Regions from separate parts of the Homo sapiens genome. Here region 2 is linked to region 1. The links are chromatin loops, found by intact Hi-C in ENCODE. Cell type or tissue: heart right ventricle. All regions are shown on one strand. Each heading gives the region's core, and the rest is flanking DNA. Links, peaks and the distances in the headings are about the cores only.

Region 1 (16,253 bases), core at 2,707-10,706:
TTGGCTGCCTTTCTAAAGAACTCTGCAGATGCTGTGGGGTCTTGAGGCTGGTGCTGAGGGATCACCTTCTCTGGCCTCTGTTTCTCCTATGTGAAACAGTGAGGTTGGCCTAGGAGCATGGCCCCCAAAAGACTTTCTATCACAATGACATTCAGATTCCCAGGCACCATCTACACCCTCTGTGTTGGATACAGTTCTTTGCATGAAAAAGAAATAGACTTTGGGCCGGGCATGGTGGCTCACGCCTGTAATCCCAACACTTTGGGAGGCCAAGGCGGGTGAATCACAAAGTTAGGAGTTCGAGACCAGCCTGGCCAATATGGTGAAACCCCATCTCTACTAAAAATACAAAAATTAGCAGGGCGTGGTGGCGGCATGCTGTAGTCCCAGCTACTCGGGAGGAGAATCACTTGAACCCAGGAGGTGGAGTTTGCAGTGAGCCGAGATCGCGCCACTGCAATCCAGCCTGGGCGACAGAGCAAGACTCCATCTCAAAACAAAACAAAACAAACAAACAAAAGAGATTTATTGAAAATGTATGGGGAAGCTTGCAGAAGCAAAGGAAAATAGGGAGACCTGAGTGTCAGAAAGATGGGGCTGTTGGGTCCCTGGATCCCCGGGCCCCTCCACAGATCTAGGTGGCAGGAACAGTCTCAGGATACATCAGCTTGAGTGTCAGAAAGATGGGGCCATTGGGTCCCTGGATCCCTGGGCCCCTCTACAGATCTAGGTGGCAGGAACAGTCTCGGGATAAATCAGCTCCTGCTTGCTTTCATCCTTGTTTCTCTCTGTTCAAAAATCAAATTCCTGGGGAAGAACAAGCCCGGCTTGTTCTACTCCTTGCTCTGCGGGCACTTTGGGACAGTCCCACCAGGACTGCACAAAAAGAAGGCTTGCTTCCATCAATGCAAATGCAAATAGAACTGCTGTTACCAGAAGAAGGCAGAATGGATACAGGACAGGCCACACGGAGATGTTCCCCTGCAATGATGGAATCAGAATATCTAGACTGGAGCTCAGGAGATGAATTTATTTTTATTTTTATTTTTATTTTGAGATGGAGTCTCGCTATGTCACCCAGGCTGGAGTGCAGCAGAGTGATGTTGCCTCACTGCAACGTCCGCCTCCCAGGTTTGAACAATTCTCCTGTCTCAGCCTCCCCAGTAGCTGGGACTACAGGCACATACCACCACGCACAGCTAAGTTTTGTATTTTTAGTAGGGACGGGGTTCCACTATATTGGTCAGGCTGGTCTTGAACTCCTGACCTCAGGTGATCCAACTGCCTTGGCCTCCCAAAGTGCTGGGATTACAGGCGTGAGCCACCACGCCTGGCAGAGATGAATTTTTTAAGTGGTGTAAGGCCAAGTTTAGAAACCCCCCAAGCTAGAGGACTTGTTTCATGACGCTCCCACCTGGTAGAACTGGAACCAGTGGGGGAGAACAAAGAGGGAGACATATTTAAGCTCAGTATACAGAAAATTCATCTAATTGGCAAAGTCATCCAGAGACTGAGTGGGCTTCCTGGTGAGGGAATGAGCTCCCCTCAGGTGCAGGTGTTCAGACACAGCTGGGCTACCCATTTGGGAAAAATAATGGGGCTTAGACCATGAAAGGGTCAGGCTGCAAGCCTTTAAAAGGGAGGCTCGGCCCTGAAGTCTTTTGTTTTCTCTCTGATGTCTTCTCTATCACTTCTCATGCCCTTGCCTTGGGCAAAGTCTGAGGAGTTTCAGCGTTTCACTTGTGAGTCGTGTTTTCTCCTCCACAACCTGGTTTTCTGGCCCAGGCCCTCCAAGTGACCTTTTTTCCAAAGAGTCCCTCGGATGCACGGGTCTTCTTGAGCAATAGCTACTCCTGGGGTGGAGTAGATTTCTGCCTGAGTTACAGCCTTGCCCTGGGGGAGGCAGGGCTCTGGGCAGATGCCAGCCTCATTACAGAACGTCTAGGAAGCCCTTGGGGCCTGTGGAGGCCTGCCTGGGACGTGCATCTTCGACAGGAGAGAGGCCATCTGTGGTGGCAGGAGAAGGGATGGTGCTTCATTTCCATTTTCCTGACTTTCTGCCCTGGGTTTGCAGAAGGGACAGGAGTGTGGGTTTCCTGAAGATTTGCACTAAGCTAATTGCCATCTTCAGAATAGGCTTAGCGAAATTAGGGGTTGTCTGTGCAGCTGCTCAGAGGGGACAAATCAGTCCGTGAGTGAAGGGGCAGGTGGTAGGAAAAAGCACAGGCATAGAGAAATATTTCCCTGCTATAAGAAAAACAGCAGCATAGGCTCTATGACAGATGATATCTGCCACTTGGCTTCGGCTGCAGAGAGATGACAGGGAGCACTGGGAACTGTGTTGGGCGTGAGAACCGATGCCTCCTCTGAGGCAGCAGCTGCAGGCCCCGCAGCCAGTTTTTACCATGTGGGAATAAGGGCCTGGTGTTGTCGAGTTATTGATTTTCAAGAAAAGTCAGAAATCTGAATTTTTATATGAATGTTCTATTATTACTATTATTATTATTATTATTATTATTATTATTATTTGAGATGGAGTCTCACTCTGTTACCCAGGCTGGAGTGCAGTGGTGCAAGCTTGGCTCACTGCAACCTCCGCCTCCCGAGTTCAAGCTATTCTCCTGCCTCAGCTTCCCCGGTAGTATGCACCACCATGCCCGGCTAATTTTTTTTTTTCTTTTTTTGAGACGGAGTCTCACTCTGTTGCCCAGGCTGGAGTGCAGTGGCACTATCTCGGCTCACTGCAACCTCTGCCTCCTGGGTTCAAGCAATTCTCCTGCCTCAGCCTCCTGAGTAGCTGGGACTACAGGCACCACGTCCAGATAATATTTTTTGTGTTTTTTTTAGGAGAGACAAAGTTTCACTATGTTGGCCAGGATGGACTTGATCTCTTGACCTTGTGATCTGCCCACCTTGGTCTCCCAAAGTGCTGGGATTACAGGCGTGAGCCACTGCGCCCAGCCAATTTTTTTTGCATTTTTAGTAGAGATGGGTTTTCGCTATGTTGGCCAGGTTGGTTTCGAACTCCCCACCTCCAGTGATCCGCCCACCTCAGCCTCCCAAAGTACTGGGATTACAGGCGTGAGTCACCTTGCCAGCGAATATTCTATTTTAAAAGTATACAATTTAAGTGCAACAAAACAAGACTGTGGATTCTATGAGGTCTACTAGTTGGCAGCTTCTGATAAAGAAGACAGGAGTCAGAGTAACTATTTGGTCTAGTTCCTCTTCTGGGACTATCTCCTGGCTAGACAGTAAAAACCAGGATGGCAAGGGGGCTGTTTTGTTCAGTGCAATTTCAAGGGCCTATGTAGCACAGTGCTGAGAATATAGTATGTCCTAGATGGATGGATATGTGGATGGATGGGCGAATGTGTGGATGGATGGGTAGATGGGTGGGTAGGTGGGCGGATGGATGGATGGATGGATGGATGGATGGATGGATGGATGGATGGATGGCTGGATGGATGGATGGATGGGTGGATGGATGCATGGATGGATGAATATGTGGATGGATGGGTGGATGGATGGATGGATGGATGGATGGATGGATGGATGGATGGATTCATGGATGGATTCATGGATGGATTCATGGATGGGTAGTTGGGTGGATGAATGGATAATAAATGGTCTTAGCCTCTCTTTTGGTGCTCTGCACTTTTCACCTTGACAGGCTCCACTTTCCCTTGCCAAACAAGACACACAATATCCCCGTGATCCCCTTATCCTCCTTATGCCATCAAAAACCCTTTTCTGGGATGATCAGATGTTAGTCACTTGCACCTTGGCATGAATTACTTTTTAGTATATTACCTTTCCTGTGGGGATTTCCCCAGTTGGGCCCTTAGTAGATGCTCAATAAGTGTTTGCTGAAGGCATGATGTAGCCTTCCAAACGTTAACCCTTTCTGTGGTATGAAGAGTGTGAACTTGCAGACATCTGTAGGAATGAGGGTGACATAGTGCTGTGTCTTTAGAGAGGAGAGGGGTAGAGGGAGTGGGTGTTTGATGCCTTTTTTTTTTTTTTTTTTTGAAGATGGAGTCTCACTCTGTCACCCAGGCTGGAGTGCAGTGGCTTGATCTTGGCTCACTGCAACCTCCGCCTCCTGGGTTCATGCATTTTTCCTGCCTCAGCCTCCCGAGTAGCTGGGATTACAGGCGCATGCCACCATGCCCGGCTAATTTTTGTATTTTTGGTAGACACGGGGTTTCACCATGTTGGCCAGGCTGGTCTTGAACTCCTGACCTCAGGTGATCCACCCGCCTCGGCCTCCCAAAGTGCTGGGATTACAGGCATAAGCCACCGTGCCCGGCCCTGATGACTTTATTTACCCTAAAGGCCTATGCTGGAGAGGAAGGGAGTTCCCAGGGATTAGACAGGGAAGGTCTCCATCATGCTCGACACCAAGCAAGGTTTCATTTAGAGCAAGGCAGATGCTGCCATCTACCTCCTCTTGGAGAGAGAAAATGACCTGTCATGTTCTTAGGGACATACCCAGCTGACCTCGACCCTCCACCCATCATGCTGATGCACAGGAGGGAAAGAGATGAACATTAGTTAAACACCTGCCATGTGTCAGGGGTATCATTCATGGGGTCCTTACAGCAGATATAGTAATGTCCTTATTTTTACAGTTAAGGAAACCAAGGTTCAGGAAGGTTGACACTGGCCTGAGGCAGCACTGGAAATAAATAGCTGAAAGGGACCTGGGCTTGTCTCCAAGGCTAGTGGTGCTCACGCACTTCCTTACCTGGGGAGATCAAATTCTACCCTTGCAGCCCATCGGGGAGCAGCTCATTTGCTAGCACATTCTTGGCAGGTTACAGAGGCCCTTAAATCTGTGTCTTCATATAATCCTGTTGACAACATGTGAGTAGATCTTCTTATCCCCATCTACGGAAGAGGAAGCAGAGGCTGGTCCAAAATCAGGCAGCAGGTGCCAGAGCTGCCAACTCAAACCCAGGTCTTCTGCTCTGTGCCTGTTGTACATTAAAGGACACACCCAGGAACATTCATTTCTCTCCTGGGTGCCCCCAGGACGTACCTACTTCCTTTGCCCTTGCCCGTGTCCTTTTGGCAGACACACACATCCAGATCCTGCTGCACTCATCTTTGCAGCCCTGGCAAAGACTAGGTACCAAACATTGGATGGATGGGTGGACGGTGACCTCAGGAAGGTGACCCCTGACCTTCAGACTGAGTTGGCTGCTTTTTCTGTGGGCTGAGGGGGATATTTGTGTGAATGCTCTGTGTGGTCATTTTCTATTTTTGTGTCTGTCCCTCCCATTAGGTAGTAAGCCCCCTGAGACCAAGAGCTAGCTATGTTGTCTTTGCGCTTGTTTCCTTAAAGCCTGCAGACTCTGGCACATAGTAGGTGGTCTATCTGTGTATGTTCAGCGTCTTTGAAAGAAGCCTTTTCTACCAACTGAAGTCCAATTTCCCCTGCACCCCACATCTTATCCTCAATCACATTGGTTGTGCATTTTATTCATAGTACTTTTCTTTTTATCTATTTATTTTATTATTATTATTATTATTATTATTATTATTATTATTATTTTGAGACAGAGTCTTGCTCTGTTGCCAGACTGGAGTGCAGTGGCGAGATCTTGGCTCACTGCAACCTCCACCACCCGGTTTCAAGCAATTCTCCTGCCTCAGCCTCCCAAGTAGCTGGGATTACAGGCATGCACCACCATGCCTGGCTAATTTTTGTATTTTTAGTAGAGATGGCGTTTCACCATGTTGGCCAGGATGGTCTTGATCTCTTGACCTCGTGAACCGCCCACCTCGGCCTCCCAAAGTGTTGGGATTACAGGCATGAGCCACTGTTCCCGGCCTCAGTGTCTTTCAAAGAAGCCTTTTCTACCAACTGAAGTCCAATCTCCCCTGCACCCCACATCTTATCCTCAATTCCATTGGTCGTGCATTTTATTCGTAGTACTCATTCTTTTTATCTGTTTATTTATTTATTTTTTGTCTTTTCAATAAGCATGTAAGCTCTCCAAGAACAAGGACTACATCTGCCACTGTATCTGCTGTATCTACTCCTATGCCTGGTGTGGTGCCTAGTCCACATAAGGCTCAATAAATAGTGATTGAATGAGGGAGTGAATAAGTGATGTGAATTGTGATCAGATCCTGCCCACAAAAATCTCCTTCTCTATTGTTCTCAGAGGCAAAAGGTGGGGATCATTTGTCACATCCTGTGGCTCGGGGCCCTGTTATGTCTCAGTTTTTTGCCTCCGCAGATCCCCATACAGGCATAGGGAGTCTCATCACTCTTAGTGCATTCCTTCCCTTCCTAGTTCATTGGACCTTGCTAATTGCATGGAGGACTGAGAGGCTGCACCATTGTTTGCGGTTGAGGGGGCGGTTCCTCCCTCTGGCAATGGGAAGGTGCCAGGAGGGTGAGCTGTTCTCAGGAGAAAACAATGGAGCTAGAATCAGATCTTGGGTCCCTTTGCGTTCCAAGGTCTTTCTTCTGCCACATCTCTGCCCATCCAGCCTGCCACGTGACTCTCTTGCTAACTGGCAAAGTCTCTGAGTGTTTTGCCTTCATTTTCTGCACAGCCCATTGGTTGTCTTCCCTGCTTCTGCCTGGGCCACAAATCAGCAACTGACATGTTGCATCAGAAACATGAAAATCTCTTTCTCTATTTCCACTCCACCCCCAGTGGGGGTGGCCTGCGGAGAGACAGCTGTCCCTGGGACAGGACATTCCTGACCTCTCCTTCCTTGGAAGGACATCACCAAGCCCTGGCTGCGTTAACTCTACATACAGGATCGATTTATTGGAAAACAGTCCTGTTTGAACACAGATCCTGTTTGTATGAATTCCCCTTCTTCTGCCCCTGCTGCAGCCACAAAAGAGCCCCATACCCATTCCTCATCAGTCTCTCTCATACACACTTCCCACCTCCCTCAACTAGGGATTTCCCACCCCAGGCAGCACCAGTTTTATAATATTCTTCTTCCTGGGGCCTCAGATGTGGCAGTAAAATATGAGACCACCCACGGAGAGAGAATCTTCGTGGAATCCAGAGCTCCCCCAGGCCAAGGACTTGATTGATTGGCTGAGGTATTCAGGGAGCTTATTATGAGATTGAACATATTAGGGTGGGAAGAGGAGGCAGCCATGAGAGACAGAGCCCTTAGGCACAGCGGGTCCATCCATTTTGCCTGAGGTCAAACAGCCAGTCAATTACAGAGGCAGCAACCCCAGCCCCCAAAGGCATCTAGAATTCCAGACCATCCCTACCCTTCCCTCTGCCAGACAGAACCGTTCAGAGGCGGCTGAAGCCTGAATGAGCCCCCGGCAAGGAGGCAGCAGTCTGTGTGGCCCATCAGGAGACAGACTTCTGACTTGCAGCCAGGCGGGGGGATGGACTCCCTGACCCTCAGCTTCAGCCCCAGTCCGTCTGCCAGGCCCTGCAGTAAACATTCCAGAGATGGGCAAAACAAATGTTTCTCCTGGGAAGGTGAGGTCTCATCAAGACCACAGCTGCTTGGGTGGTATTGGTGTAGTGCAAAGTGCTTCAGGTTCCAGGTTAGAATCAAGTCGAGGAATGCCAGTTGCGAAGGTTGGCCTCGTACACACCCCCACATCGCAGTGGCTGTAGACCTGTGACTGTATTACAATGGTGTGCCAGTAGATGGCAGTCAAGTGTCTCCAGGAAAGGCCGGCCTACAGACAGTATTTCCTTACCCGGTCAGCGAACATTTGTTAAGCCTGTTGTCCTGTGCCCTAGCTCATTGTGCTGGATACTGGAGACACAGTGAGCATGGAGACTCAGTTTCTGGTTTCCAGGAGCTCACAGACTATATGTTTGGGGGCAGAGGGCAGCTAAGTGATGTGTAATGACAACGTGAAGTGGTAAGGGCTGGAATGGTTGTAAGTGCAGCGTGCTGTAGGAACCAAGGGAGGACGCTCAGCCCAGCTAGGGAAGGGGGTGCTGTCAAGGAAAACTCAGCAGAGTAGATATCACTCATAGGATCTTGAAACATGAGAAAGAGACAATCAAGGAAGTGCCAAGCAGAGGTGAAGGCCTGTGCAGAGGTTCAGAGGCAGGACAGCACAGGAGTATTTAGAGAAGCACAGGAATTTGGATGCAACCATGAAATAGACAGCAAACTGGAGGGGAAGCAGACCCCCAGTCAGCAGGGTCCAGATCATGAAGGACGCCAGGGCTCTGGACTGGATCCAAAAAGTCTGAAAGACCACTTAGGGTCTCCAGGAAAGGTACCCAAATTCTTCCCTCTAGAGTTTGGGTACCCAGATCACTCGTGTGACTTTGAGCAGAGACTTCTCCATCTGGAACACGTTGGGAGCAATCCCTGCCCTACCACCCCTCAGGGTTGGCATGAGGGTCAAATAGGAGGAAGGATGTGAAGGGTCTGGCTGTCCTTATAGGCCAAGGCCACCTCTTTTCCCCATCACCAGCCATCACTCCTTGCACCTGTGAGACAGATCAAAGCAAGGTGAGTCATAATTCTGCTTTGGAACCCCCAAGAGGGTAAGATTGTTTTGTTTATTTGTGGGTCCCCAGCACACAGCACCCACTAGGCACAGGGTAAGCACTCGATAGCTCTTTGCTCTTGTGGATTCTGTTTCAGGCCATGGACTACATACTTTGCAGCTTACTGTGTGCCAGGAACTATTCTCAGTGCTTTGTATGCCTTGTTTCATTTAATCCTCATAACAACCCTGTGAGGTGGCTACTACTATGAGCCTCATTTCCTAGGTGTGGAAACTAAGGCATTCAGAGGTTGGCTTACCCAAGCTTGCACAAGTGAGTGGAGGAGTTGGGGTCCTATCCAGGCTGTATGCCCTGAAGCCATTGCACTTTACTGCCTTGTTGCATAGAGGATTATGTGACTTTCTCACCACACCCTTCCCTGGTAGTTACTGTCACCACTTGACAAATGAGGAAACTGAGACCCAGAGGGCTAAGTGTCTTGTCTTAGAACACATGGTCAGTGAGTAGTAGAGCTAAGATTTTGCCCAAGCCTGTGTGATTGCAAATCCATGTTTTTTTTCCCAGTATGCTGGTGATTGTAATGATAGGTTACCATTCCCGGTCCCAGGCCCACCCAGTACTTCTTTTAAATTTGGAGCTTGGATTTAAAAGCAAGTGATTTTTAAATCCACGAAAGATGCCTACCTTGGATCCTGCTCTGGTCCTTATTAGCCACACCTCTCTTGACAGGCAGAGGAGTTAGGAGTGAGGGGATATTCCCACCAAGACCCTACAAATTGCACTCTTAGGCCATGCCCTGGGTACCCAAACTCTAGAATTCCCTCCTCAAAGGGACCTTAACCCAACTTCAGAGCCTATATAGGCCAATTCCTTGGTCCATTTTCCAAGGGGTGGCCAAAGGACAACCATTTGGGGAGGGGAAGGGAGTAGATGAAGCTTGGCCACGTGGTCTGGGCAATCCACATACCCGCACCAGGAGCCTCAGTGGTGCAGAGGAGAGTGGGTGGGGAATTAAGGAAGATCTTGGGTGAGGTCTGAGAACCAAGAGCTGGCAATCCTTGTGCTGCCACGTGCTGGGTAGAGTGCAAAGAATTCTGAGAAGTTTACATTCTGAGTCTTTAAGGTCATTATGAAATTGTATCTGCCAAGGAAGGAAGACAGACTCTTTGGGACTCTTTTTTTCTTTTTTCTTTTCTTTTTCTTTTTCTTTTTTTTTTTTTTTTTTGGATGGAGTTTCATTCTTGTCGCCCAGGTTGGAGTACAATGGCGCAATCTTGGCTCACTGCAACTTCTGCCTCCCAGGTTCAAGCGATTCTCCTGCCTCAGCCTCTCCTGCCTCAGCTGGAATTACAGGCGCCCACCACCACTCCTGGCTAATTGTTTGTATTTTTAGTAGAGATGGGGTTTCACTATGTTGGCCAGTCTGGACTCCAACTCCTGACCTCGTGATCCGCCTGCCTCAGCCTCCCAAAGTGCTGGGATTACAGGCATGAGCCACCATGCCCAGTGGACAGATGTCTTTTATTTAAATGTTTGCTGGCTTGATTTTGTCAATTTTAAATATTAGACATATGACCCATAGGTTTCCATTTGTCGCTTTGCCCCAGGCACTTCAAATACTAGACATGGGCTTGTCCTGGTGTCTGGAATTTGCTGATACTACCTTTAAGGATTACGATAAAATTCACAAACTGTATGAAAAGATTCTCTTTGCATGAGGCTGTCCACATGGGTATTTATTTGAAGACCATTGCTGAAAGAAAAAAAAAATCAAAATCTTGCTTTCGAGTCATACTAATAGTTCCTTTCCTACTAAACTACCGCCTAGTTGACATCTAAGCCCATCAGGACGTAAGAAAAAGTGGTGCTAATATCAGAGCTGTCAGTCAGTTTTGGGAAGAGATTAACTCCACCAGCATCAGCTAAGAGTAGGTAGAGAGACTTTGGAAGCAGACAGGCTGAAGCAGTTAGTGAATTTGTAGAAAGGATTCTTTCACAAATGGAAGGCTGAAAAATAATGGGTGATGACATCCATCTTCCAAGGAAAAGAGTAGGAGACTAAGAAGGTTGTTTAATGCTTAAAAAATTATCCATTAGAAATAAATCATGTGGCTGCATCCAGCTGATGGGAGACTTGGGGTACACATTTTTATGTACCAATCTGTCAACTCTCTTACTGTGGGAAAAGGGGAGAATGAGTATTAGGAAGCAAAGAGCTGTCTCCGTCCCAGAGAAGGTTTATGGAAATGCTTAACACAATGCTCAGTTCACAGCAAGTCACCAAGAACTATTAGTGTCATCATACCAATAATCAAAAAGAGAAAATGGAAACTTTGTTACTTTTTGTGAGACGATATCCAAACCTATAAAGACCCCAATTTTCACTGCTATTTTTCAGAGTTGAGCAAAAGCACAGATATGGAATTAGAAGTCCTGGGTTCAAATCCCTTAGGCAAAATATTTAGTCTCTCTGGGTTTCAGTTTCTTCATCTGTAAGTTGGAAATAATGATATCTACTTCGTGGTGGTGGTTGTGAGTGTTAATGAGAAAGGCTGTAGGTTAAACTCTATAGCAGAGTTTCTAGCACAAGAGTTGATACTCAACAAGTGTTTTTTCATCAGTCCATTCACTCATGTATTCATTCAACAAATATTAATCAATTTCCTACTATGTGTTAAGCACTCTGGTAGGTGTTAGGAAGAAAGTGATGAATACAATAGGTTATTTCTGACCTCAAGGAGCTGTGGTATAGTTTAGTGGTACACAGACATTAAACACAGTTACTAATTATAATTATTGTTGTAATAAATAGTATGAAAACAATATGAAGAGACTCTCAGTATAGAGATGAATCATAGGTCAGGATTAGGGTGCTTATGGAGAAAAATCACCAGGTAAATGAATTTGAGAAATAATTAAAATGTAGAATCAGTGAGTGTAGGGATGATGTCTAAACAATGGGTAGATAGGGATGTCATGTACTGATGATGGGGAAGACAGAGGCAGGGATGTAGAAGGAAGTCTGTGGAAAGAAGGAAGGAAGGACGGACGGATGGCAGATAGACAAAGGAACAAATGAGGACTGCTTTATTAGACAAATAGAAAAATAGAGAAATGGGTGAGACTGGATAGATCAATAATAAATCTTTGGTGGAGTATGTGGGGCATATAGGTATAACTCAATAAAACAATACTGCATTATTTATTTTTGTAGGATTCCCTTTTTTGAATAGTTAGAAGATTTGGATAATGGGCGTCACTAAAACATTGATTTTTGTTGAGAGTTAAAATGCCATAACATTTTTAATGTTAAAAGAACACAAACATATATACTTGAGAATGAAACTGGATCAAACAAAACTGTATTTTCTAAAGTCTTTAAATTACACACTTTCTAGCAATCATCATTCTTTTATACATTCAACATATTTCTGAAGACTAAATTGGAGGGTTGGAGGATACCAAGATAAACCATGTGTGGTTTTGCCTTCAAAGGGTAGGGGAGACAGGATTAACATATATGTGAAGATAACATGATGAAAATCATGAATTTAAGAAAAATATGGATAAAACACTATAAACATCCTTTAATTCTTTTAAAATTGATACATAATAATTTACATATTTATGGGGTACGTATTGGTGTTGTGATACATGTAACGTATAATGATTAGATTAGGATAGTCAGCATAGCCATCATTTCAGACCTTTTTATGTGGGATCCTTTTTCTTATTTAATCCTCAAAGTAACCCTTAGAAATATGTAGCACAATTATTATTATTATTATTATTATTATTGTTTGAGACTGAGTTTCGCTCTTGTTGCTCAGCTGGAGTGCAGTGGCGTGATCTTGGCTCACCGCAACTTCTGCCTTCCGGGTTCAAGCAATTCTCCTGCCTCAGCCTCCCGGGTAGCTGTGATTACATGCATGTGCCACCATGCCTGGCTAATTTTGTATTTTTAGTAGAGATGGGGTTTCTCCATGTTGGTCAGACTGGTCTCGAACTCCTCACCTCAGGCAATCCACCTGCCTCGGCCTCCCAAAGTGCTGGGATTACAGGCGTGAGCCACAGCGCCCGGCCTGTAGCAAAATTATTAATATCATTATTTTACAGATGCTAAAACTGAGATGCAGAGAGGTCAAGTGACGTGACAGAACTAGAACTTGAGCCTCCAATCTTATCCACCATCTCCCCTCTACCACACACCACCTATAAAGAATGAGAAAATCGGCCAGGCGCGGTGGCTCACGCCTGTAATCCCAGCACTTTGGGAGGGCGAGGTGGGTGGATTGCCTGAGGTCAGGAGTTTGATACCAGCCTGACCGACATGGTGAAACCTCATCTCTACTAAAAATAAAAAAAATAGCCGGATGTGATGGCAGGCACCTGTAATCCCAGCTACTCGGGAGGCTGAGGCAGGAGAATCGCTTGAACCTGGGAGGCAGAGGTTGTAGTGAGCCGAGACTAGGCCATTGCACTCTAGCCTAGGCAACAAGAGTGAAACTCCGTCTCAAAAGAAAAAAAAAAAAGACTGAGAAAATCAGTAGTGAAGGTGGGAGGAGACAGTAGGATGGCTGAGGATGTGTCTCAATATGCACCTCTGGGGTAAGGCCTTTGGGAGAAGGGAGAAAAGAGTAAAACAGCCTGCATCCTTACTCAGCTGATTTCTTCCCCTTTACAGGTCGAAGTATTTCCATGGGAAGAAGGTGAATGGAGAGATTGAGATCCGAGTGGAGCAGGTAGGTGGGAGCTGTGTCTTTAGCACTGTCAACTGACCTTTTCTGCCGCTGGGGCTGTTCTTACATGCAATCTTGGTCCCCATCTTATGTGGTCATAATGAGCCAAGATTACCAGAAAAGTCCAAGCTTATACTTGGGAGTCTCATTAAATTTCAGAATTGTTTGGGCCAGTGGTTTCCAACCTTTTATGTTTTAGCAGAGACCCTTTCTTCAAGGGAAATGTCAAATAGGAACTCATTCTACAAAAGAGAGACACGTAGAGCTGCTCTGATGGAAATGGGCAGGTGGAGCCCAACTTCTGTCTGTTCTATACCGTTCCTTTTGGCCCCTGGGGCATCTCCTTGCAGCCACCTGGGCTAGAGAGCATAGTTTAGGAACATAATGAAGGGCCTTGAATCCTGCCTCTCTCATTTTCTAGGTTTTGGGTAGGTGACTTAATCTCTCTCTGCCTTGATTTCCTTATATCATTGTGGGGATTAAATTATTTAAAACCTCAGAAGGGACCAGAATTGCAAATACTATCTCTTGCTATTGCTATTAATATCAATATCCAGGTCCCTCATTTTATGTGGAAAGAAACACAGATTTTTTTAGGGCTGTGTAGGGAGGCAGTGGCAGAATCAGGAGTGGAAGGTGTGGTCTCCTGGCTCCAGATCAAAGCTTTCTCCTGTTCGTTCCGCGAGGACCTCCTCTCTGCCAAACACTGTGCTCAGCCTTAGGAGAGCACATTTGAGCATAGGTTCTGGAGCCATACTCCAGGTTTGAATCCTAACACCGCCCCTTACTAACCTTGTGACCTTGGTTGAGCAATACTTACACTCCCTCCAGTTCAATTTCTTCATCTGTCCAACTGGGGCAATAATAGCATCAGCCTGTGTTCATAGGGTGCTGTGAGGATCAAACGAGTTAGTCCATGAAAAGTGCTTGAACAGTACCTGGCACATACTGGGCACTTAGTAAATGTTACCCATTTATCATCAGCATCATTATTCTTTATCCTCTTCCTACTCCTCCTCCTCCTCATCATCAAAGGCAAACAGTAAATAACATAGACAAGGTCCTTGCTGTAAAAATGATTTCAAAATACAATTTTTAAAATGGGGGGCATGACTGTTCTTCTCCCTGCACTTTTTGAGCTTACCGTGTCAGAGAAACAGAAAGGTCTTCTAAGCAAACTAAGTTGGCTTAATATTAAAACACCTACACTTTGAATTTCAATTTGATTCTGTGGCTTTCAAGTCAACCCAATGTCTACTGGTTTTCCTTCCATGGCAGAGAACAGGTTATTTTTGTTCATTTTGCAAATATTTGTCAAGAGTCTACTATGCTAGCTAGCTAATATGTGGAGAACGAGTATATAGAAGAAGAGGCCCAGTCTCCAAATGCCTGTGGTCTAGGAGGAGAGGTGAGCTAAGTCTTTTCTTTTCTTTTTCTTTCTTTCTTTTTTTTTTTTTTTTGAGATGGAGTCTCACTCTCTTGCCCAGGCTGGAGTGCAATGGAGTGAACTGCAACCTCTGTCTCCCGAGTTCAAGTGATTCTTCTGCCTCAGCCTCCTGAGTAGCTGGGACTACAGGCATGTGCCACCATGCCCGGCTAATTTTTTTATTTTTTATTTTTTTTCTATTTTTAGTACAGATGGAATTTCACCATGTTGGTCAGGCTAGTCTCAAACTCTTGACCTCAAATGATCTACCTGCCTTGGTCTCCTAAAGTTCTGGGATTACAGGCGTGAGCCACCACACCTGGCCTACAGAACAATAACATTGATGATGGTAGCACACTTTTATTGAACATTTACTATTTGCTAGATGCCATATTAAGTGTTTTCCATGCAGTCACTCATTCAATCCACACAGTATGCCTGTTGCTGAGGAAACTTGGGCTCAGAGAGCTTAATAAATTGCCCAGGCAGGTCACACAGCTAGTAAGAATGCAGTGAAGCTGGGATTTGAACTTACAGGTAGAAGCCAGGGATGAGAGGTCCAAACTTAGCACTCCTGGCAGCAGAGGTCACAGTCAACTGAAAGACTCAGGTGTGGCCTCGAGGAGGGAGTGGTGTTTGAAATAGATCAAAGAATGGATAGGATGTCAACAAGTGGAGATGGTGGCGTGAAGAGCGTGTGAATGGAGGAGGCAGTGTGAGCAAAGATAAGGAGACCAGAAGTACAGGGTATGGAGTGACAGGGAATGCGGTGTGGTTCTCCAAAATAGGACACATCATCTTCCCCTGCGCCCACCCTACTCCTCCCTAATTCTCTCTCTCAATGAAGAGTGTGGCCATCTACCTTCCACCTTAGCCAGAAACCTGCTCTGGCTCCCGGATGTGCCCCTCTCCCTGTACCACTGCACCCATTCAATGACTGGACCCTGCTGACTCCGCATCTGATATTTCCTGGTCCCTCCACTTCTCCCTTCATCCCCATCACCTAGATCCTTGGCTGGACCACCCTCAACTCTCGTCCAGTCTTCCTCATCAACAGCCTCACAACTTCATGTTTTCCACCCATCTCCAATGTATTCTTCATCCCAACGCTAGAGTGATCTTCCTCAAAAAGCAAATTAGGTTCTTTGAAGTGTTAGCTTTACAATCCTTTCCTCAAAGACTCCTTCTCTGAGTCTTTCCAGATTTAAATCAGGTAACCTGGTTATTCCCTTTCATAGCTCCTCAACTTTTTCTTCCTGGCCCTTATCTGAGTTTCTAGCCACACATTTTGAGTGGGACGATTTGCATGAGGGTGGAGACTATGACTGTCTGGATCTTACCCTAAGTAGCACTGGGCCTGGCACAAAAGAGAACTGAAGGAAATATTTGCAGGATGAATAACTGATAGATTCTACAGATTCCAGGCTGCTTGTCAGTTTCCAGGGGCGATAAGTCACCGCTTCTTTTTTTTTTTTTTTTTGGAGACAGTCTCACCCTGTCGCCAGGCTGGAGTGCAGTGGCGCAATCTCGGCTCACTGCAACCTCTGCCTCCCGGGTTCAAGCAATTCTCCTGCCTCAGCCTCCCAAGTAGCTGGGACTACAAGCACC
Region 2 (16,253 bases), core at 1,866-9,865, 140 kb after region 1:
CACTGCTGGGTATGTATCCAAAGGAAAGGAAATCGGAATATGGAAGAGGGGTCTGCACTCTCATGTTGACTGCAGCAATATTCACAATAGCCAAGATATGAAATCAACCTAAGTGCCCATCAACAGATGAATGGATAGACAAAACCTGGTATCTATACCCAATGGAATATGATTCATCCAGAAAAAAGAATGAAATCTTGTCATTTGTGGCAATGCAGCTGGAACTGGAGGTCGTTTTGCTAAGCGGAATAAGCCAGGCACAGAAAGACAAATACACCATGTTCTCACTCATGTGGGAGCTAAGAAAGTAAATCTCATAAAGATGGACAGTGGATTGGTGGTTACCAGAGGCAAGAAAGGTAATAAGGATTGGGGCAAAGAGATATAATTAATGGGTACAAAAATACGAGTACGCAGAACAAGTAAGACCCAGTGTTCATTGAATCAGTAGAATGACTACAGTAAACAATAACTTATTGTATATCTCAAAGTAGCTAGTAGAGGATAATTCAGATGTTCCCAGCATGAAGAAACGATAAATGTTTAAGGTTATGAATATCCCAATTACCCTGATTTGATTACTATACATTTTTGAATATATCAAAATACCACATGGACTCTCAAAATATGTCCATTTATTATGTATCAATAAAATAAGAGGAACACAGGAGAGGAGTCTCAGTACCCAGAAGGCTTGCTGACATTGGATCTGAGGGAATCTCGCTCCCCTATTCAGCTGTCCAGTGGCCGGTCACTGATCTACCCACCCCAGGGCCCCCTTCACCCCAGATGAAGCCACCGATCCTCTTGACTAGCCAGGTTGGTGCCTTCCCAGAGAAACCTTCCTGTGCAGCCAGCCATACCCCCCATTCCAACTGCCCCACAACACTCCTTCGGCTACACATGTCTGACATCCCAGCACCTTTTCAGAAATCCAGAGAAGTAGCTGTGACAAAGGTCCTTTTTCTTTGTCAACCTTAGGACCTGAGTCCCGTGAACTCAGCCAGCATTCTCATGATATCTCTGTGACACTTTCCAGCCCACAAAAACATTCTCACTCACATTCTCCTTGCAGTATCCTTAAAAGAGCCCTGGGAGGGATGTATTACAAACCCCACTTTATAGAAATTCTATTTGGCTGGTGAACGTTGAATTCAAGCTAGAAATTCTCCATGTTTTTTATTCTTCTGAGCGTCTGGTGAAAGCATTGGGTTCGTTTATCCCAGATGAAGCACATAAATGTATCTACAAAGTTCAAAGAGTTTTAACTGTTAAATACTTTATAATTGTTAGATTGAACCACGTGAAATTGCTGATATTTGGCTATTTGTATCTACGACATAATCTAATACAGTGGTTCTCAACTGGAGGCAATTTTGCCCCCCTAGGAAATATTTGGGACATGTGGCAATGTCTGGAGACAATTTTGGTTGTCACAACAGTTCGTAGAGGGTAGGGAGGTTGCTAAACATCCCATAATACTCAGGACAGCCCCCAGAACAAAGAATTATCCGGCCCCAAATGTCAATGGTACTGAGGTTGAGAAATCTCCTTTAATATTAGCCCACGAATCACCATGACAACCCTATGAGGTAGGAACTATTATGCCCATTTTATAGATGAGGAGCCTGAGTCACAGGCAGGCTAAGTAGCTTGTTAAGGCCACACAGTTGGGAAATGGCAGGGCTAGGATTCCAAGCAGAGGACTCTGCCTTCAGAGTCCATACTCTTACCCATTATCTTAGACTGGCTCCCAGGAAAGCCTCAGAAGTCTATGACCAAGGTCCCCAGAAGCAGGCAAATGCTATTTCCATTTATGGCCACTGTGCCTCCTTCAGAGGCACAGTGTGTGCCCAGAGTCACTGGGGTGAATGAATGTAACAGAAGCTGAGTCCGCTTTGTGATTCCAGGTCAAGTCCATGAGTATTACACAAGCCCAGTGTGCCAAGGCGATACTGTGAACTGTGAGATTTGGTAACGGGGGCGGTGGGGCACCAAGGTGTTGCACAATTCTGTTATCCCCTCAGTTCTCAGCGTACACAAGCCCTGGACTGCTGGTGGTCTCTGGGCTTGTCCCAAGGGTTTATAATAGGAAAATGCCTCTACTTTACTTCCTGGCATTTGGTATTAATTTACCTACAGTAATTAATACAAAGCCAGACATCTCTTCATTGGTGTCTCTTCTAAATGCCTCCCATTTGGCCTGTGAGCTGGCGTTTTCTCATCTTTTAAGTGGTGACTGGTTGGCGGGGGTAGGTGGTCCACAAGACCTTCATAGCATAACTTGGTCTGTTGGACCTACTGAGTTTGGGCGCCCCTGCCTTGTTAAAAGCACACATTGTTCTGATGGACTCAGATGGTCTTCCTTCTGAACCTCTCTTCTCCCCCAAGGCTTGCCAACTGAGCACGGTAACGCAGCCAAGTGCTGGAAGAAGTGCCGTCCACACTCAGCATTCAATTACGCGGTGGGGGCGCGGGGTGGGTAGAGTCACGATGATGACTTCTTCTATGTGAATGGTGCCTCTCTAGCCTTAACAGGAACCATGTTTAAGCGTGCTGCTGTATGCCTGCCATGGAGTGTGGCCTTCGAAGAACATCCCCTACCCTGACTTCTGTGCCGAGCAACTTCTTATTTTTGTGTGGGTGTTCCTTGAGGTTTTGGCAAATGTTTCAACTAAGCACTCGCTCTAGGTCTTTTGGACCCAGCCCATGGGAACCTCATTCCTTCTGCGTCAGTCTTTCCCCTTGACTGCCCTAGTGCTTCGTGGGTGAGAGAATGAAGCCCCTGGTTACAGTCTGGTCATTTGAACTGCTCAGTAAGAACTCAACTCATCGAAATCAGCTTGGCACCGCAGCTACTTGGAAGTTTGAAGGAACCTGCATTTTAGCTCCTAGCACTTGCCTAGAGTCGAAATTCTGACACATTACAAATGACTGGCTCTGACAAACATAGCGCTGTGTTTTAGGGTCAATTCTGAAAAGAACAACATGGCAAAGGTAGATTCTACTCAGTTGTGTTTTCTGTGTAATAATCCTACCTTGATTTAAATATTGATTCTAAAAGTATCATGTCTGTAATCATAGAGATCTAGAATTGGTTTGACAAATTTAGGAGAGTTATAATAGGTTTATAATGTCCTGACATCAGAGAATCCTAGAATCTCAGAGTTGGAAAAGATGTTAAAGGTAATCTAATCCAAACCAATGCCATGGAGATCAGTGGTAAATTCAGGTTTTGGAGGCTGACAGCCAGAGTTTGAATCTTCAATCTTCTCTGCCACCTGTGTTCGCCACTTGGAAAGTTACTTAACCTCTTTGGGTCTCAGTTTCTTCATCTGTAAAATGGGTCAAAGCACTTCTTAGGGTGTTTGAGAGAAGCAAATGACTTAGAATAGCAGTCAGCCCACAACATTCAATAAAAGTTAGCTTAGAACAAGTTATACTGAAATTCGTAAGGAGAGGAGGAATGAGTTTGGTCCCCTTTCTCCTAAGTCCCTTCCTCAGCTCTTAACAAGAGTAGTTAAAGCTGGTTTAGAACTTCAGACATAAGTGGGTTGTTCTTTTTCAGCTGGGTTCTGCATGCCTCTGGGCCCCTCTTCTTCTTCTTGGTAGCATCTACACAAAGTTCCAAGATGTTAGCTTCCCTTGGAGTGAAGGGACAAATAAAGTAAAAAAGAAGTTTCTGAGTCTGGGGACATTTGCATATTTCTTATGAAATGTCTGGCCTTCACTCTACATTGACAGCATGAGTTGCCTCAATGATTCCAACTATGTCTTGCATGCCTACCAAAGATCAACACTGTTCTGGATGCTGGTGTACATCACGGACTCATTTAAACCCACAAATTCTTATTTACAGACCGACCGAGCTATCACGGCCATGATCTTTCTCTATACAGCAATTTGTCTAGCAGGACAGGCAGAGAATGTAGAAATGGAGCCAGTCTCTGCAGAGGGCTGGATGAGAGTCCTAAGGCAGGAAGAACCACGGGCATTGCAAGAAGAATGGTTCCCTGTGGGCTGGGGGTCAAAGATGCTTCCAGCTAGAGCTTCAAAGGCGAGACCCTGCTATTGCTCATTTGGTTAGACAAACCACTAAAGGAAGGAAGTCCCTGGAGGTCTGCTCTGCCTACAGTCAGGACATGCAAAGCACATGACCAGCGGGTCTCCCCATGGGACCCTCCCAGGACCAGCTGGGACATAATGTCCCCCACGTTCTGTCCCCTGCAGCCAGCTGGAGAGCATGTCTCCGCTACATAAACAATAACTCCTGGCACAGTGGATCGGTTTCTCATGGTCCTGATGGGAGATAAGGTCCCCACAGCTTAGAGCAGCCAGTTCTGGAAACTTTCACCTTCACCCCACAGCCCAGCTAATTTCCAAGTTTGGGATTGCAATAAGCTCTCTCAACATTCTAACACCCTGCTCCCTCACACACACACACATATCGCAGGTCTCTGTGTACTGAAGTGTTCCTGAGAGATGGGTCAGAGGCTCCAGAGTTAGCAGACGGGAGAAGGTCTGCCTGCCTTCCATCAGTGAGAGAAGAGAGAGGTCAGACAGGGCGGCTCGGAGTCTCAGGTTCTCCAAGTTCCTTTAGTCCTGCTCTAAGGAAGCCCTTGCTCACCCCTTCTGACTCTCTAGGGTAGACTGTCTAATCTGCTAGAACAAAGTCTCCCAGGGACCAGTGCCAAAACTCATGCAGGCTTGCCTCTCTGGCCTCTCTCTCTTCCCTCCTACAAAGATTTTTCTGATACACCCTTTGCAGGATATTACAAGTCCAGCCCTACACTGCTGGATGATAAACCAACAAACCCAAACTGACCTCTTTTTGTTCCCTGGGAACTAAAAACATATGGAGTGGGCATTTATATACCCCAAAGTGGGTAGGAATGATGAATCAGCCTGCTGCTCCATACTGTATTATCTCCTTATAGGCAAAGACCCTGTAGTTTTGCTCAGGTTTGCCACTTTGTGGCCATATAATCTTAACAGTTATATGACCTCCCAGGTCTCAGTTGCCTCACCTGTCAAACAGAGGACAAGGTGTTATCTATTTTACAGTGTTAGTATAAGTACTGATCTATGCAAAGACCTAGCAGAATGCCTGGCACTAAGCAATTGCTCAGTAAATGTTAACTGATGCCAAGTCTTATCATAATTATAAGCAGTGTTATCTTTGTATCCCCAGTTCATAGTACAGTACTAAGCACAGAGAGAGGGTGGGAAGGAAGCACGAGAGGATGGATGGACGGACTATTACTTCTAGCCTGTATCTTGTCTGACTTGCAGGCTGGTACCTAGAGACAAGCAGATTCCAGTGGTGTCTCTGGATAGAAGGGCACTGACCAGTTCTATGGATCATGATACCCTCTATGGAGGGTCAGAGTGAATGAAAGGCATGAGATGGTGACTGATGATTAAGATGGCAGGGAGATTTGGGAGTCATATAAAGAACACAGGATTGGGAAGAAATTCCGATGCCTCAGCTTGGGGATCAGATCTGCCCTTAGTTAAATGCTTGACTCTGAGTAAGTCATTTCCCCTTTGCGCCTCTGTCAGAAGTAAGACGAGGGATCCTACATCTAATTCCCAGCACCATGATTCATGAGCTCAGGCGAAGGATGGTGAACCGAAAGCCTAAGCCCACCAGTCTGGGAGTGGGAGTGTGTCTTCTAAGCCCACCAGCCTGGGAGTGGGAGTGTCTGATGCTGATAGGCTAGCAAGTGTTGTTTGGTCTCTAAACAACCACCCGTGGCTGGTCTGACACCAGCAAGGGGGAATGGGACATTATGTCCACAGGAAGGGCCTCTGGTCACCCTGGTCTCCAGGCCCTGATGGTAGGAAGGAAACCAGGCAGGCTTAGGAACTGCTGCCTCCCAGCTATTTCCCTCTCAGCTCTCTGCTGACCACCGAGTGTCTCGTAATGAGGATTGTTCCAGACCAGGCAGGTTCGTGTGTTTTCTGAACCTCTGCTTTGGTCTAATATGCTTTGGCATTCCCGCGCTGTCTGCCAGAGGTTGCAAAGTGGGCTTTTTGCGTTGTTGTTGCTCTTGCTGGTTCCCCACCCCTGCCCATTTTTCTCTCCCCAGGGCTGTCTGAAGACATAAGCTGGTCTCATGACCAAGCTTAGGCAGCCAAGGGCAACTGGCCAGGGCTGACTCTGGACATTACATAACCAGAAGGCTGTGGATGTTTGCAAAATTGAATCCAAAGCAACAGGTTCCACAAAATTAGTACATCCAGCCTCAGGACACAGGAATAAGAAAGCCTGGAGGTTGGCCTTGGGGATGGTTGGGTACCACCGTGGGCTGCGTCACTCCTCCACTCCCTTCTACCTGGACATTGCGGCTTGTCTCCTCTGGGGAGTTTCCAGGCCTGTGGGGTCTCACCCTCATGCCCGTATTAGACAGATAAGCATTCACCAAGTCACTTTTGCATGCCAGGTCCTACCCTAATTGCTAGGGATGCAAATATGAGCAATAAGTTAAAGGGCTGGACAGTTCCTGTGGACCTCAGCACACCCCACATTGAACTTCTGATGAGTCACACACATACCTGCCTCTTCTCTCCCAACCTGACTCTAGTTCCTAAAGATGGAAACTGTATCTCCCTCACGGCCTCCCTGGCTCCTAGCTGGGAGCTCTGCATGTAGAGAGGTGCTTACAAAGATGGGGTGATGAACCAGTTGCTGAGTTATTCAAGGTGAAGCCCCAGTCTTCTGTGCTAAGGCAATCACCAGTACACCCTTCCATTGTATACCACCCGCTCCTCCTTACAAGTAACATGGCCCGCATCCCAGGGTGCTTAGAATGCCTGAGCTAGAGAGGATGTTAGGAGCACCAAGCCCAACCCCACACTGTTAACAGGTGGCAAAACTGCGGCCCAGGAAAAGGGACAAGCCCAAGGTAAGCAGGCTATTTAGGAGTAGAGGTGAGACTAGGAGGCAGGTTCTCTAGATTTCAAATCTGGTGTTCTTTTTCTTAAGGGCATACCTCCTTCCTGTACTTCATGATGTTCATATCCTCAGTAATATGTTTAATGATAAGAATATGCTTAGCAAACATTGCTAACTATCTAGGATGCAAGAAGACAATCAGCTGGGAAAATAGGGAAAGAAGGTGAAGTTCCTGCCTTGGGATGAGGTTCCTGTGATCAGCACAGTTTCCATGTAAAGATTTGAGGGCTGTAAACCTAAGCTGTAACCTCAGTGGCTGCATGAAACCTGTAAGCACTGTTGAGTCCCAGATAGTCAGAGCTCAGAAGAGTTCATAGAGATGATCTAGTCCAACCCCCTCATTTCACAATTGGGAAGATTAAAGCCCAGAGAGGGGCAGTGACTTGACCAAGGTCTCATGGTTACGAGCTAACAAGGCTATCTGCCATCTGGCTCCAGAGCTCAGCTTCCTAACAAGTGCCTTGGAGTGACTCCACCTGCATGGGCTCTTGGACAAGGCAGCCCCATGCCCCCTCCCTACCCATCCCTTTATGCAGCCTTAGCAGCTCCCTCTCCAGCAGGCAGAAGGGCTGGGTCTGGCTGGTGCTTAGACACACACCCCAGTTCCAACCCACTTTGCCTCCCTTAGCCAGGACTCTTCTGGCAAAAACCCAAAAACCTTCCCGGAGCCAGGGTGATGACATTACCTACCTTCATCTGCTTGATGGTGTAGACCAGCGTGCCGAAGGGCCCCTCCTTTACCAGCTTCTTCCCCACCACCTTGGCCCGGATCACTGCAGAGACAGAAGGAGACAATAAGAGGTTAGGAAGGCCTGAACCACATCAGGAACAGCATCTCAGGGCGGGCACGCTAGCCTCTGTGGAGCCTGGAATTGCACTCTTACCTTGGAGCCAACTGGAATAGATGATTGTGTTTACAAGAGTGGGAATTCCCTGGGGTGAGAGGGAGGTTGGAGGAAAAAGAAACAGCCACCATTCAAGTTAATTACCCCAAATATTCACAATTGCCAGCTCCAGAACTTCCAAGGCTATAGTCAACCCCCGCCGACCCTGAGGATTTTCTTGACTTTGTGACTTTACCATAATCCAAAACCTACTTCTCCTGTTAGAGCCATTGTCCCCCCTCCCTTGTCCATCTGACAATGCCATGGTCTCCCAGATCTGTTCTCTTTCCACTAGGACCCCTTTCTAACCACCTCATTTGGGGCTCTTCCTTTGCATGCATTAATTCACCACATCTTGACATGTCTACAGGGTTGTGGTGCACCCTAGCTTCCCACAGTGCCCCCAGTTAGCATTCTGATTGAGCCCTTGGTATCCAGTGCTTAGATAGCAAGGGATGCAATAGAGTCTGAGCTCTATGGGGATGTGGTTAGAAGAAGGAGCAATTGGGAGTCGGGGCTCAGGAGCCAGACAGAACTGTTCCAATCTCAGCTCTGCTGTTTATGGCTATTGCGACTGTATGCAAGTAAGTAACTTTGTTTCTGGCCTCCTCTTCTATAAAACAGGAATCATAATGATACTAATCTCTTGAACTGAAGGGATTAGTCAAGATGACAAATGTGAAACTCTTGATACTGTCTTGGACATAGTTTGCACTAGACAAATATTATTAATATCATCATCATTATCATCACCAAAAATGAAATGGGCTAACCATGGAAGGGCTGTTCCAATGAAAACAGCTCCCATTTATTGCACACCTACTATGTGCCATGTACATTTCACTTATTTACTGCTCTTAACTGTCTTACAAGGGCAGTATTAGCATCCACATGATCTAGATAAGGTAACAGACCAAGAAGTGAAACCACTTCCTCTTTCTGAGCCTCAATTTTCTCATCTATAAAGAGGGTATAACTCTCTTTACATCAGGGAATTGGAATCAGGATTGAACGAAAGATCTTATGAAATTTCCCACTACAATGTCTGGCAGAAAGGATTTACCCAGTAGATACTAGTTAACTATGAATACAAAAGTAATTACACCCAGTGGGTTGAGGGCTGAAAGAGAGGCATTTACCACATGCACTGGGAACAGAAAGAGGAGAGGACTTGACTTTTAGATTCTACAAGGTTGTGCTTCTCTTTCTACGTTGTGTGAAAAAGAAGCACCCAAGAGCTGTCTTCAGGTATTTGTAAAATTGGCACATGGAGGAGCAAATGGACAGGTCTTGAATACCAAAACTGGAAATTGCAGAGAGTAACATTCATTGGCTCAACCAAAGAAAAAAATCGTCTAATAATAAGAACCAGCAACAAAAGGCAGGGGGGCTGCCATTAGGGCAGAGAGTGCCTCTATCAGGGGGTGTGATGAGGGTGCTGGATACTTCCATGCTAAGACCTCAACAGGAATTGGAATGGGGCTTGCTTATGCAGTCATACTTTGAATTACAAATTGAACTCCTTCAGCCCTGAGATCCTATCAATCTTTCTTATCTCAAGTTGCACTTAGCCCAAAAAGGAGTAGATACTCAATAAATGCTTGTTAAGTAAAATACCCTTCACACACACAAACACAAACACACACACACACATTTTGGTAGCTCCATTATCCTTCCTCATTGTGGATGCTCCACTATGTATCCCAGTTATTTGACTCTAATCTCTGTTTTTAAAAAATCTTTACTAAGAACTGATTCCTCATCCATACTGGATTCTGTCTTGTTTCTTTCCAAATGAGCTTGGATCCTACCCTTGCAGTCAGACATGAAGTCAGGGTTCAGATGAATCAATGGCCCCTTCAGACCTTCCCTGCCGGCGATGGCAAAACACACAGTCATTGGCAAAGTGAGCAATTTAGCGGAGGCAGCTCAAATTAGGAGGAGGCGAGTGGTTGTTTCCAAGTCTGCTGTAAAAACGAGAGGTTGGCAAGATCCCAGGCCAATGTCTGTCAAGATCCTGCATCCACCTCTGTTTCTAACATTGCGGTAGTATTCTCGGCGACAAGCCAGCCTCCCGGAGGCCCCGGGGACTGTTTCCTCCATATTAACTCTCACAGGCAGGTTATAACAGCTTCACCTCCGTGCAGAGGCATGTCTGCCAGCCTTTACCACTGATTCTTCCTGAAATGATTTGGACCCATCTTCTCTGCCTCATTAACACAGAAGGTAAACAAGGGAGCGAGTCTTGGCCGGGGGGTGTGGGAGGGGCAAGGCAAAAGGGATTCCTTTAAATAGCAACATCCTGGTTCAAAAATGGCTTGACTTGATTTAGACAGAAGATGTCACAAGCAGACCTGCCCCATAAAGCTGAGTACTGCTGGAAGCTTCTGCACATACAACCAGCCAACTCCTTCCTTACCCCAAATAGCCTGAGCTTGGAACCTTTTCATCTGAGGATAGTTCAGTGAAAAGAATACGTTTTTGTAGTCAGGAAGCTGCATTGAAGTTTGGGTTCCACCATTACTGTATGATCTCTCTGGGGCTCTTTCCTCCTGAATCTCTCTGGCTTTCTTAGCCCAGTGCCTCTCATGTGGCTAACAAGTGATTTGCTTATTACTATTGGAGCAGCAACATAGCATTGCATTAAAGAGCCTGGTCTCTGGAGCCTGAGAGCCAGGGTTCAAATCCCAGCCCTGGTGCTGGGTGACCTTCAGGAAGTTGCTAAACCTCTCTATGCCTTGGTTTCCCAATCTGTAAGATGGGAATGATGAAACAATGCCTCATAAAGTTGCTGTGAGGGTCGTATTAATATAAGCGCTGAGAACAGTATGTAGTCCATCCCAAACCTCATGTGTTTGCTACCACTGTTATTAGCATTATCACCACTATGGTGATGTCTATTTTTATTCCATCTTAGGGCATACCATCTTCAGACTTCTAACATGCACTGTAAGCTAAGGCCTGGGAGTTCTCCCTAGGATGAGAAGAAAGGCAACCTCATAAAAATATTCTAGCCTTACAGAACTTCAGGGAGAGGTGGAGAAGCACAGATGAAGTAGTCAGAACAAGTATAGGAGGTATTTTGGGATCAGGAGTGCCTACTCTATCACATGTACCCATCCCACCTTATCACCCATGTGTAACCCAAGAATTGCCTACTAAGACCAGCCAAACAAGATCACAGTCATGGTTCCAAAAGTCTGAGGCAGAGATGGCCCAGTGAAGAGGCCACATCAGTGTTTTCCTTACAAAAACAAAACTTCACTAAACTGAACTAAAATTAAGTTACATTCTGCCCTCCAAATAGATTCTCAAAGTCCTTCCAAAGTAGAATTGCTGGCCAACCCCAGATCCACCTATTTGGTTTGTGCATTAATCTGTCCGTATTTGCTCCAGTTTCTCCTCTGTAATTCAAATGTGTGCTATTTTGTACTCTCCTGTTTGGCAATCAGGGTTCTCCCGAGGCATTCGCTGGCCCAGGGGCCACAGGGAACAAGGGAAGTGGGGTGGGAGGAGGTTGTGCTTTTCCAACAACAGAAGACACTTTTCAAACTGGTAACTGGCAGCATGTCTAGCCATTCCTTCCACCTTGTTGTGGTGGCTAGAAGCCAGCTTTACAGATGGGCCAGGCTGGACACAGGTTGTCTTTATTCCCATTCATGCTGGAGTATGGCCCCTACACTGTCTACCCAGTGCCCCCAACAATCAAACCAACATAGGCATGAACTAGGTTGGTGTCTGGAACATTGGGTTGGGTGCTGGTGAGGGTGACAACAAGAAATAGAAGTCCTATTTCCCGCTTCCACTGATGGCTAGTCTAGTGGGGAGATAAGGTTTAAAAGTTTATGGCTGGCCGGGTGTGGAGGCTCACCACTGTAATCCCAGCACTTTGGGAGGCTGAGGTGGGCAGATCACGAGGTCAAGAGATTGAGACCATCCTGGCCAGCATGGTGAAACCCCATCTCTACTAAAATACAAAAATTAGCTGGGCATGGGGCCGCCTGTAGTCCCAGCTACTTGGGAGGCTGAGGCAGGAGAATCACTTGAACCCAGGAGGTGGAGGTTGCAGTGAGCCGAGATTGCATCACCGTACTCCAGCCTGGAAACAGAGCGAGATTCCATCTCAAAAAAAAAAAGTTTATGGCTAGAGGACTAGTCTCCAAGGTACAGAAGCACCAATCAGAGAAGGGAGAGGTGAGGCTCAGTGTGAATCTCAGCCTCTGAGCCTCTCTTGTCTCTCTAGAATTTCTTTTGCTCTTAGGAAGAGAATCTGGGCTTCTAGGGATCTGGTGGTCAAAAGAAGCAAGGAAGAGGCTGGGTGTGGTGGCACATGCCTATAATCTCATCACTTTGGGAGGCCAAGGCAGGAGGATCACTTGAGCTCAGGAGTTCCAGACCAGCCTGGGCAACACAGTGAGACCTTGTCTCTATAAAAAATAAAAAATTATAAAAATTTAAAACAATTAGCCAGGCATGGTGCCGTGTATCTGTAGTCTCAGCTACTCAGGAGGCTGAGGTGGGAGGATTGCTTGAGCCCAGGAGTTCGAGGCTACAGTGAGCTATATCTCATGCCATTACACTCCAGCCTGGGTGACAGAGCAAGACTCTGTCTCAGCAAAAAAAAAAAAGGAAGAAGAAGAAACAAGGAAGAGATTGATTAAGGAATAAGCAGTATTTCAATGTAAAAGTATCTAAGAAGAAACTAACTAGGATGTGTGAACTTATATAATGGGCACATTGATCTATAAATATATATGGGGCCCTCTTGAATATATCATGCGCCTGAGAAGCCAGGCATAGAGGCATATATCTCTATTGAACTGTCTTTGCTTCCTTTGAATATTTGTTTGGGCAAGAGTGCTAGTAAGAGCTTACAAAAGCAAGGCAAACAAGGCACACCTCTTCCATAAATATACCTTCATGCTGCCTCTCCCCACCTCCAGCTCTAGCAGTATGGACCACAGTGGCACAAGTTTTGAACAAAGAACAATTTTCCAATGGCAATTGGGATTGAGTTTCCAGAAAAGCTTACTGGTGTGTCTCCAGAAATTGCACATGTGCTGTTCATCAGCATAAACAGAGTGGGGCAAGATACCCTTGAGCTGCCCTCCCTCTCTCTCTCTGCTTCTATCCCCCATCCAACCATTGTCAACCAAATCCAGACCCTTCTTCCCCGACCTAATGGTTGGACTTTCCTACTGGCAGACTAGAAGGCCGAGCAACAATGCTACCCATTTGGCTGGTCTGGGGATCAAGGACTCCTTAACTAATTAATGTATACTAACTTAGGAGTCCAGGTTCCACCCATGGTAGCATCAACGGAAGAGCAGTACAAATCCTCTCCATGACTTAGGAGTTGATTCATGCTATCTAGCAGGTGAGATACCACCGCCACCCCACACACACACACAACACCCCCATTCCTGTCTCTCCAAAGACCCCATAGAATGATTTTGCTGCTTTAAGGCATGGTTTTTAAAAGGACAGCAAGGATAAGTAAGGGACGTCTGGTTAGTGGGTAGACTGCATTTCTTCAAATGCAGAAGTCACTGTTAGTGTCAGTCCCAGGGAAGGGGCTGCTCTTCTGATGGGACCCCAGCAGGCAGGCTCTAGGTAGGAAGAAAAGCCTGGACCATGGGCTCGCATCTTCGGCCTAGACTTGGAGGAAAAGAGGGATCTGGAAGTGTTGGAATGATGCCCTACCCATGAAAACACACCAAAAAGGAGGAAAGAGGGATCCCTGTCACCCAGCTTGTCTCACGGCCCCTTCGTGTGTATTTTATCATCTCCCACAGGATGACAAAGGGAGCGGCCTTGCTGAGGCCGGAGTGCTCATGGCAAAGGCAATAGGTCAGGGACCCACAGGGAGGTCGGCCTGGAGCCCGCCAAGCAAGCCTTTTTCCTGCCCACCTTGGACACTCTACAATGTAGCCTGCCCAAGGAGGGCAGAGCCAGGCTCTCTCACTCTTCCAGCTGCTCACCCATTCAAGAATTACAAACTGCTTGCTTTTCTTAGCATCACATTAGTGAATCTAGAGGAGAAGGAAGGGAACTAGAACATACTGATAACAACCACTACCATTTATCGAATGCCTCTTAGGTGCCAAGCAACGTGTGCATGTTCTTTAACTCTGTCCTCATGGCAAGCTGGTAAGGTGGCTACTGTTGTGGCTGTTAATGTCCCTACTTTCCAACTGTGGACAATGAGGATCAGGTAGCCTGTAAGCAGTTTTGCATCCTAGTGGGGGAAAAAAAAAAATGGGAGGTCCCCCAGGACAGCAGACCACCTAAAAACCTTTACATGGGATTTCACACTGGTTGCAAAATAGTTCATAATTTTACTGCATTCCCCACTTTCACTGCAGAGGATCAGAGAAGAAGATTGATACCTAAAAGGAAGGACCCTTGATAAGCTCCCAGTGAGCCCCACATCCCTTTGATCACCCACCCACCACCCTTCCCAATCACTTACACAGACACACAAACACATGTCCTCTGATTAGTAATAAAAATCTAGAAGTCATCGCCATCAGCAGTATAACAGTATATCGTATCATCTGTTTAGACCTTTGTGCTCCCCGGCAAGGCTTTCATGGAATAAAAACAAATAACTTAGAAACCACAAAACCACAGGCTCCCTAAGGGTTCTCCCAACACAGGAAGTTTGAAGTTAATTAGATTGATTAATTAAATGAGACAATGTATATGTACAAAGGTACTTTGTAACCCTGAAGCTAGACAAATGATACACTGTTATATTGCTGATGGTGATGACTTGTAGATTCTTAAATTTACTAATCAGAGGAAAACAGCAAGAGGAACCCGAAAGATTCTTGTGATTCAGCATTTCCTCATCCCCCCAGGATCTTGAGAACCTTCCTCAGTGACCCTTCCCAAGGTCCTTCTCAGATATCTGCTGCCTCTCTGGGGATGCTTTGATGATGTCTAGGTGAGAGGAAAGGGCCTTCGGAACTAAGGGTGAAAAGCAGAGGCCTGAGGGGCCTGCCTGGACTGGGTCCCTCTGATTCCCAGCCTATTGATCACCACAATCCCAACTCCCAAAAAAACCCTCCTGAAAGACTCAGAAGCTGAAAGGACAGATCAAGAAAACTGGAGAAGTGATCACGGCGTACTGGAATGAAAAACAGGCATGGAGCACGTGGGGTCTGGGTGAAGTCGCTGCCCTGTTTCTCTGTGACCTTGGGCAAGTCACTTCCCATCCCAGCAGATAAATTGTGGGTGATAATTACCAGCCTCCAAAGGTGCCTGCAATAACCTAGGCAGCCTCCCCCCTAACCTCTCCAAAGCAGTGCTTGTCGAAGTCACCCATGACCTTCTTGGTGCTCAGTCCGGTCATCGAGGTGCAGGCTCGTGGTCCTGCTATGTTCTTCCAGCTTGTGGGTCTCAGCACCATCTGCACAACTGACAGCTCCCACGCTTTTGCCACCGCCAACCTAGAACTCTCATGAACTTTTTTTTTAAACAAATTGTATTTTTATTTTAAGTTCTGGGGTACATGTGCAGGATGTGCAGGCTTGTTACAAAGGTAAACATGTACCATAGTGATTTGCTGCACCTATCAACCCATCACTGAGGTATTAAGCCGAGTGTGCATTAGCTATTTTTCCTAATGCTCTCCCTCCCCTACCCCACCCACCAACAGGCCCCAGTGTATGTTGTTCCCCTCCCTGATGATCTTTTTACTTATATATCCCAGAGTCTACATTTAGTCTACATTTATACCTGCAAGCCTAATAAAACATCTCAAATTCGACCCATCCAACACTGAGCTCCAGATAACAGGCCTTCCCTGCACCCGGGGCTCTCATGGCCTTCTTAATCTCAGGAAATTGTAGCTCACTCTACTGCACACCCTAGCACCCAAGCATGCTCTCAGGGTCTCTGACCTTGCAGTTCCCTCTGCTGGAACACTCTTTCTTCACTTGGGCGGGGGACCTTCCCTGATCCTGATCCATGCACATTCCTCCCCCTCCTCGCAATCCCTTGGCCCCTGACACTGTGCTCTATCAGACACTGGCCACCATCTGACATTATACATTAACTTGCTTCTTTACTGATCATCTCTCCCCATTAAAATGTAAGCCTCCCCGGGCAGCAGGTTCTTTGCTTTACCTATTGCTGTAGCCAAAGCTGCCCGAAGAGTGCCTGGCACATAACAGGCACCTCATATGTATTTGCTGAATATGGGAAGCTACGTGTGATTTCTTGTATAAAGTGCCACACACAGAGTGATTTAAAAACAGATAAATAATTCCTGTGCAAGCTCTGTCAAATGACCAGTCTTTCTAAGTCTTATTCAATCAAAAGGGGGTAACAGCAATTCTCGGTTCACAGGGTCAGATACACAACTCTTCAGCAACCAGGAAGGTGTTTCAGTATTGTGAAGACGT

Evidence for each region. A loop is a pair of places that touch in the nucleus more often than their neighbours do. Peaks named below come from ENCODE experiments on the same cell type or tissue, not always from the same donor. Only the 100,000 strongest peaks of a DNase experiment are listed, where the experiment ranks them.
Region 2: a loop joins it to region 1, with 2.3 times the contacts of the local background. A loop is called at or near these places in 7 of 110 quality-filtered maps.

What each region holds. Positions count from the first base shown.
Region 1 is chr22:32,977,614-32,993,866 of GRCh38, reverse strand. It overlaps SYN3 (synapsin III), which reads left to right. Exons shown (of 14, transcript NM_003490.4): 3 at 13,165-13,222. Among named protein-coding and RNA genes, the nearest start is that of SYN3, 73 kb to the left of the region's middle. RefSeq lists an enhancer at 6,012-6,913 and a silencer at 7,489-7,783. In heart right ventricle, for the core only: a CTCF peak has its summit at 7,649 (motif pointing right); a DNase peak (open chromatin) is centred at 7,646.
Region 2 is chr22:32,840,930-32,857,182 of GRCh38, reverse strand. The region is part of intron 6 of SYN3 (synapsin III); the gene reads left to right. It overlaps TIMP3 (TIMP metallopeptidase inhibitor 3), which reads right to left. Exons shown (of 5, transcript NM_000362.5): 2 at 7,649-7,731. Among named protein-coding and RNA genes, the nearest start is that of TIMP3, 47 kb to the right of the region's middle. In heart right ventricle, for the core only: no CTCF peak of the experiment used is centred there; DNase peaks (open chromatin) are centred at 2,442, 4,222, 4,612, 6,132 and 1 weaker place; H3K4me3 peaks cover 184 bases; H3K27ac peaks cover 8,000 bases.